Regions from separate parts of the Homo sapiens genome. Here region 2 is linked to region 1. The links are chromatin contacts, found by Hi-C or POLR2A ChIA-PET in ENCODE. All regions are on one chromosome and are shown on one strand. The core of a region is the stretch at or near the end of the contact, and the rest is flanking DNA. Distances in the headings are between cores, read along the strand shown.

Region 1 (3,659 bases), core at 286-2,785:
GCCTTTTTTTTTCACCCAGACTTATGTTATCTCATTTAGTCCTCAAAACAGTTCTATAAGGTAGAGATCATCATCGTCTCATTTGTAAGATGAGAAAACTGAGTCAAACAAAGGTGACCTCATTCCCAAGGTCATCAGCTAATAATAGTGGAGCCAGGACTTGAACCCAGGGCCTTTGACTCAGAACCCCACGCTCTCAGTCCCTTCCCTGTATTGTCTTCTTGCTGACAGAGCCCTGTAGGGCAGATGAAGCCACCTACACACCACCTCCCAGCCTTTGCCCTGACCGTTCCTTTGCCTTGAATGGCAATCTCTTCTCTGCCTCTGCAAATTATAACCTGCCGAGGAAACATCCCGCTCCTTCTGGGCTCTTGCAGACCTCACGGTGAGTGCTCAGTCATCCATTCATTTATTCTTTCTCTGACTAAGCAAACATCTATTGAGCACCTACTGTGTGCCAGACACTGCGCTAGACACTGGATATAAACACTAGAGAGTCTTTGTTGGGCCTGCCATTCCGGGATGGAGACCAAAAATAAACAAAACAAACAAATGTATAACTGCACATTGCAGAGATTGCTCTAAAGGGAACTGGGAGCTTTAGCCTGACCGTGAGCACAGAAAACCATGGGGTGGTTTTAAGCAGAGGGTTGGTGTGACCAAACTTGTTTTTCTGGCTGCTGTATGGAGGATGGATTGGCTCAGGGGTGAGGGTAGAGGCAGGGAGGCCAGAGAGGAGGCTAAGGGAAGAATCCAGGTGAGACGGGAAGAGGACTGGCTCAGTGTGGAGGTGGCCTGAGAAAGAGGATGGACATCTTCCAGAGAAGCAGCTTGCTGCCCATCAGATGGGGTGGTGGGGGGGTCATTGCCACTTGCTCTAGCCCTTATGACAGACATTCTGCAGCATTTTTTACTGTGGCTTGTTTCATGACTGTATACATTGCCTCTGGAGTAATGTTCTGAATATTTAACCATCGGTGTCATGAGGGAGAGGCCAGTATTGACTAAATCAGAACAAACTGTGACTCCAGCTTTGGGCAGCATCCCCTGCTGGGCTAGGCATTAACCCTTTAGTTGCTGGATATCAGTGAGGTCCAAGGGATCCCAGGTGAACAGCCTGGGTGGAGGCAGAGGACTCTGGGGGTTTAGGATGACACTATTTGTCAGCAATATTAAAACCAAACAGCACATGCCCCCTCAGGATGCCTCCCTACTCGATTTTAAACTTCTAGGAAGCAAGGCTAGACTTAAGAAAATCAATTAGCTAGAAATTTGTCCAACAGGTATCCCATCCCTTGCAAAGACCTGGACTTCCCTGGGAAGATGTCCAGGCTGACATTTCAATTTTGCATTTCTGCAAAGAGATGCAGAGTCCTCCAGAATCAACCCCTGAGCCTATGAGGGCTACATGTTCTGTGAGCCCAGGACTCAGGAAGAGAACGTGTTATCTGCGGGGGATTGCTGCTGGCAGCCCTGGAGAGACTGTTCTGTGCTAGGGCACACCGCCTCAAGGATGCGGGGATCTTGGCAGACAGTCCTGGGGAGCCCAGCCAGGAGGACACAGCGGGAGGCAGAGTGAGCCGAGCCACTCCTCCCCAGGGTTTGTCCTGAACTTTGTCATCTTGAAATTCTGACATTTTTAATGGTGGAAAGAAATTTTAAAAGATCATGATTAAGAACAAAGAAGCAAAGAAATCTATGTGAGTGAGCACAGTTTGTTCTGGAAGGCTTTCCCTTTGCACATTCAGGTTCTCAGTTCTCCACCTGCAAAGGGGTTAGATTTGCTTTTTGTGCTCTTTGTACTTTAGAAGGATGTTCTGAAGATTGATGAGGGCCTATTAATAGCCACCATGTTAATGGTTCCCTCCCCTCTTCCTCGCCTTCCCTCACTTCCTTCCAGAGATGTTCTACTGATTTAGATAATGGAACATGCAGGCACATTGTGGAGTCTGAACTCTTCTAGCAGCCTCGTTACTATCTGCCTTCATCTTGACATCCTGGGGTGGGGCTGTTATTGTCATCTTACGGGGGCTGAGAGAGGAGTATGACCAGCTGTGGCCATGCTGCTGGTGAGAGGCAGATCTGGAAATGGAACCCAGACCTCTCTGACTCCCCAGTCCAAGTTTTGGGCTGGCTATAGATGGTCCCTAGCTCCCCCTCCCATGAGAAAGTCCATTTTAAAAAGGAAGATGCCCTAGAATTTAAAACCATGGTCAGTCTAAACTGCTTAGAAACGAAGCATGGAAGGAAAGCAAGCATGAAGTCTGGACATGCACCAGCCTGGTTTTGAATCCCCTTTTCCCACTCACCAGCTGTGTGACCTCAGGCAGAGTGTTTAACCTCTCTGGTCTCAATGCCTAGTGAAGGAACAAGGATGCTCTGGCTTTGAAGGCCATAGAAAGACAGCCCCACAGCCTAAAGGTTTCAGAAAAACAGAAAAGCCCAGTGGCTGACGTGAAGAAACTGCAACAGCTTTGGTCAGTCCCGGAGTCCAGCCTAGTTTGGTAGCCTAGTAGCTGTGGGGCTTTGGACAAGGTGCATAACCACTCTGTGCCTGTTTCCTCATCTGTAAAATGGGGACAATCACAGCCCTTGCTGTAAAGGGTGGGCATGAGAATCAAATGTGATCATTCACACCAAATCCCACCATCAGGCTGGTTCTGGGTGTCCATCCTCAAGGATGAAATAAGGTCTAGGCTGCCTGCAAAGGCCTCCAAGCATTTTGGCCATTGCAGCAACTTTATATTGCCACAGCCATCAGGATACCAGACAGTGGCGCCCTTGGTCCCTGACCTTGAGCGGTGGTTAAGAGCAAGGACTTGGAGTCAGATGTTCAGTTCCAACTCTGGCTCTGCTGCCTTCTGGCCCATGACCTTGGGCAAGTAATTAGCTTCTCTGTGCCTTAGTTTTCCCAGCCATAATATTAGTACATACCTCCCAGGGTTGCTATCAGAAGTAAACAAATGAGTATATGTAAATGCCTTGGAACAGTGCCTGGCATATAAAAAATTCCATCAAGGTCTTTCCTGGTATTATTGTTTTTCTCCTCACTTCACATGTTGGTAATCTCCAAAAGAACCAGCTATCTCTGCCGTGGGAAGATGCTCTCTGGACCGCCTGACATTGCCACTAATGACCGAGGACCCCAGCTGGATCTGAAATATCCATCTCCTCTCACCCCTCAGAGCCACCGCAAGCTTGGACTGTGACCTGCTGGGTTCCAGAGAGGGCAAGTCTTCCTCCAGTAGAAGTCCGTGGCTCCATGTCAGTGGTTCTAAGAGGCTTCTTCCAAAGGCTACATTTCTTCTCATAACTATCCCAGTGCGGGCTCTCTAGGCCTGCCTATTATATATAAATACACTTAACTTTTATGGGGGTATGCAGTGCTCTCGGCATAAACCATCTCCTCTGTCCCAAAGGACTAGGGGAAGGGCTGGAACATGGAGCATGTGCACATGTGACAACACCAGGACAGATTCTGAGACCCAGATGATTGGAACCTACACCACAAGGTATCACCCTAGAGACATAAAACATCACTGAAGTCTTTCAATCTCCCCCCACTGCATGTGTGCAATTTGGGCGTGATCCTCCCAGCATGGATCAGCGCATCCCATCTCTCTCATCCTCCTCTGCCACCACTGTGCTTATTAGACCAC
Region 2 (3,601 bases), core at 173-2,672, 35 kb before region 1:
AAGTAGAAGATAAAGCAAATCCATGGGGCTATCACAGTTGATAAAGGACTTCTGCAAACATTAGCTCATTTAATCCTCACAATCATCCTATGAGAGAGAGCCTGCTATTGTTTCCTTTATGCAGATGAGAAAAACAGGTTCAGAAATACTAAGTCATTTGCCTAATTCACCCAGCCAGCAAGTGACTCCAGGACCATTGCTCTTTGTGGAGCTGGAGGTGTGAGCTGAGGCAGGGACAGAGGTCATCTGCCATTCTTTCCCCCTGTCATTGCTGAGAGGAACCCATTTCTGAGTTTGTGCAACTGTGAGTAACTCAACCCACCCTCTCTGTCAGAGAGGTGGCATATGTCCCGTGTCCACCCAATTACCAGTCAGAGTGCCCCATCTCCCAGCCACAGAGACTGGGGCATGGACAGGTACATGGCCCAGACAGGACCAATCCAAACCTCCCAGGAACCTCATGGAACTGAACCCCCAAACTTCCCACTCAGTAAGCCCCACTTCTCCCCTGGAGAGGAACCTCCATGATTCCCTGGAAGAGAATTAAGGCATCTGTGAAACAGGACACAGATACACATGTAGCCAGATGCTGAGCTGCCTTTTACAGCCTCCTCTTCACTGTTTTAAGAGCACCACTCTGCCACTTCCTGCTGTGATCTGGGACGAGTGCCTAAGCCACTCTGTGCACCCCCTTCTTCTCTGCAGAGTGAGGCTAGCACTAGTGCCTTCCCCGTAGGCTGCTGTGAGGGGTAAATGAGACGATGCCTGCAGAGGGTTCAGCACAGAGCAGGGTGTGCAGGAAGCATCAATAGCTGTCAGCTGCTGCGATCTTTTTATCTTACCCAGGCCTGCCTGCATCTTGTCACTTGTCACCCAAGTTATAATCAGCACCTAAAAGCTTCTGCTCTCTCAGCATGTATCTGTCGCTTTACTGTTGGACCAGCTGGGGGAAGGGCTGCAATCATTGAGTCCCCAAAGGCTCGCTTCCCTAGCTCCTCTCCATTCCAAAGGGGATGGATAAAAACTTAAAATGATCCCAGCTGCCATCCTTTGAGGAGTGCCTTCTTGGCTTCCTTTCTCCAAAGCATTCTCAGCAAATGGCACCTCTCAGAGGGCCCCGAGCTGAGGCACCAACCACGGCGTTCAGTGATCATTCACAAAAGTCCTCCCGGAACTGGGACCGTTCCCTGCTGAGTCTAATTCATCGGAGATGTTTTTTACATTTTCACCTTCCTCGGACTATGTGTTCTGGAGCCCTGAAAATAAAGCCTTTTTGGCATTCCATCAGTAAGGATTTCTCAATAGCCATGAACAGAAGCCAATTCTGGAAAACGTAAGAGAAAAAAAAATGTACTGAGAGAACGTGAGCCTAGCAGCACTATTCACAACAGCCAAAAGGTGGAAACAACCCAAATGGCCATCAGCTGACGAATGGTTACGTAAAATATGGTCTATCCATACAAGGGAATATTCTCCAGCCTTAGAAAGGAATGAGGCATTAACACAGGCTACAATGCAAGTGACCCTCAAACACCATTTGTTAACCAAAAGAAGCCAGGCGCAAAAATTCATGTATTGTATGACTCCATTTACATGTAATATCCAGAATAGGTACATCCAGAGACAGAAAGCAGTTTTGGTTGCCAGGGTCTGGGGAGAGACAGGAAGAGGAAGCGATTGTTTCCCGGGTAAGGGGTTTCCTTTCCGGGCGATGATAATGTTTTGGAACGGGATAGAAGGGCTGGTTGCACAGCATTGTGAATATACTAAACGCCACTGAATTGTACGCTTTACAATGGTTAGTGTAATGTGAATTTTACCATAATTTTTCACAAAAAGAAAGATCAAAGGGTTAAGATTTTTTTAAAAAAATAAAAGGAATATGGGCTGGCCCAAAAGATAAAAGGAAAGCTAAAAAGCCGGGTTTGGGAAAGGGCAGGAACCAGGGCAACCCCGTGGGTCTGGGTAGCGTGGGTGGAAAGTCGGCTAGGCGTCATCCTGCCCCAGGCAGCACCCGCCATTTTTAATCCTTGAGTCAAAGACCCACACAAACCTCAGTCCCAGGCCCAGCTCCTGACAGAAGAGGGCAGGAAGCCTGGACCAACGGTCTCTCCAAGCTGCACAAGAGAAGAGAGATGGGAAGATTCATATTTTGTTGTCAAAAGAAGGGAGACAGCGGCTGGGAAGACAAAAATATACGAATTTGTGGGGAAGGAAGCTGGAGATGTGAACTGGGGCAGGGATAGAGGTCATCCGCCCTCCTTTCCCCTGTCATTGCTCGGAGGAACCCATTTCTGAAAAAGATATCATTCGATAGCTGCCCTGTTGCCCTCGTGCAGCTGTGAGTGACTCAACGCACCCTCTCCATCGGAAGGGTGGCATATGGCCCCTGTCCATCCAATCACCAATCAGAGTGCCCCACCTCGAAGCCACAGAAACTGGGTCATGGATGGGCACATAGCCCAGGCGGGACCAATCCAATCCTCGCAGGAACTTCATGGGAAGACCCCTCTTTCTGCAGGAAGCCCCCACCTACCATCTGCAGTGCAGTGGAGCGGGAGAGTGGTGTCAGATCCATCTGAGCCAAGTGGACTAAGAGTGAGGAAGGGGAGGTTCCCCACACACACACCAAAACAAAAAAAACAAAAAAACAAAAAACAAGGTGCTGCTTCCAGAAGAAGGAATGTGAGCTAGGTTGGTCAAAACAACAGATGGTCATCACAGACATTGCCATCAGGAGGTTCACAGGACTGTGCTGACCTGCTGCCAATATCAGATCATGGGTCCCCTGGTGGTCCCAAATTACCCAGACCACTTAACCCTCAATTCCCAGCTTCTGGAAGGGGGGAGTCCAGGTCAGCAGGTGATTCAAAGATCCCCAGTTGAAGCATAGAGTATTTGAATTAGCCCCCCAGGTTGGATGCAGCACTCGGATTATTTAAATTTTATTTGCAACTCACGGCTGTCTTGCTGACACTGTAATTATTTTGTCAGGATGCTTCTTTAGTGCCAGGCTTTGCTTTCCCCCAGCAGCCTCCCTAGGGCTTGGTTCTGAACAGAAGGTTGGATGTAGATTAGCCAGAAGCAGCAGGACTGCAACGGTGCAGCAGCCGAAGCTGCTGTGTGGTGAATGCAAGATGAGGCTTGAGGGTCTCTCTCGGCTGGGCCACCTCCGTCACCTGCTCATCTCCAGCAAATCTTGTTGGAAATGACTTGCTACTGCCCAAGTATTGACAGTCAGCCCCACCACCTCTCAAGCCAAGCCAGCACCTGGTCCTGTCTATTCTTCTTCCTAAACCTTTCTCAAACTCCATCTTTTTCTCACCCATTCTTTTCTCTGCTACCATTCCTTTGCCTCCTCTGAGCATCCATCTCACCATTCTCTGTTCCTCCACCCTTGACCATCCAGAAGCCATCATTATCCCTTCAAGGATCATCTGACCTTATTATCCACTCCTTTCACCCATTATTATCCTTGGACAGCTCCCTATTGCCCTCAGAAAAAAACTCCAGCCTCCCAGCCTCCTTGGCATGGTTTAGAGGAACCTTCATGATTCAGCCACTGCCTAACTCTTCTACCTTTCTGTTACTTTCTCACAAT

The links. Hi-C counts contacts between places; a loop is a spot of excess contacts on that map. ChIA-PET counts read pairs that join two places held with the same protein, here RNA polymerase II (POLR2A). Pooled maps may share reads with other maps.
Region 2: a loop to region 1 is called in a map of sigmoid colon, with 4 times the contacts of the local background. The contact joins two enhancer-like sites. A Hi-C loop is called at or near these places in 3 of 168 maps with a recorded cell type or tissue (astrocyte of the cerebellum, breast epithelium and sigmoid colon) and 2 of 50 pooled maps. POLR2A ChIA-PET finds 5 or more read pairs at or near these places in 6 of 52 experiments (BJ, RWPE1, SK-N-SH and 2 more).

What each region holds. Positions count from the first base shown.
Region 1 is chr20:51,119,352-51,123,010 of GRCh38, reverse strand. All of the region lies in intron 1 of LOC105372661 (a long non-coding RNA gene), which reads right to left. It overlaps LOC105372662 (a long non-coding RNA gene), which reads left to right. Exons shown (of 3, transcript XR_001754668.2): 2 at 232-385; 3 at 3,077-3,369. Among named protein-coding and RNA genes, the nearest start is that of KCNG1, 98 kb to the right of the region's middle. RefSeq lists enhancers at 1,536-2,041, 3,223-3,659. Within about 2 kb of position 1,535, at least 3 of the 41 ENCODE cell types and tissues checked have a DNase peak (open chromatin) inside an H3K27ac peak, as active enhancers do.
Region 2 is chr20:51,153,917-51,157,517 of GRCh38, reverse strand. No RefSeq gene overlaps it. Among named protein-coding and RNA genes, the nearest start is that of KCNG1, 130 kb to the right of the region's middle. Within about 2 kb of position 1,422, at least 3 of the 41 ENCODE cell types and tissues checked have a DNase peak (open chromatin) inside an H3K27ac peak, as active enhancers do.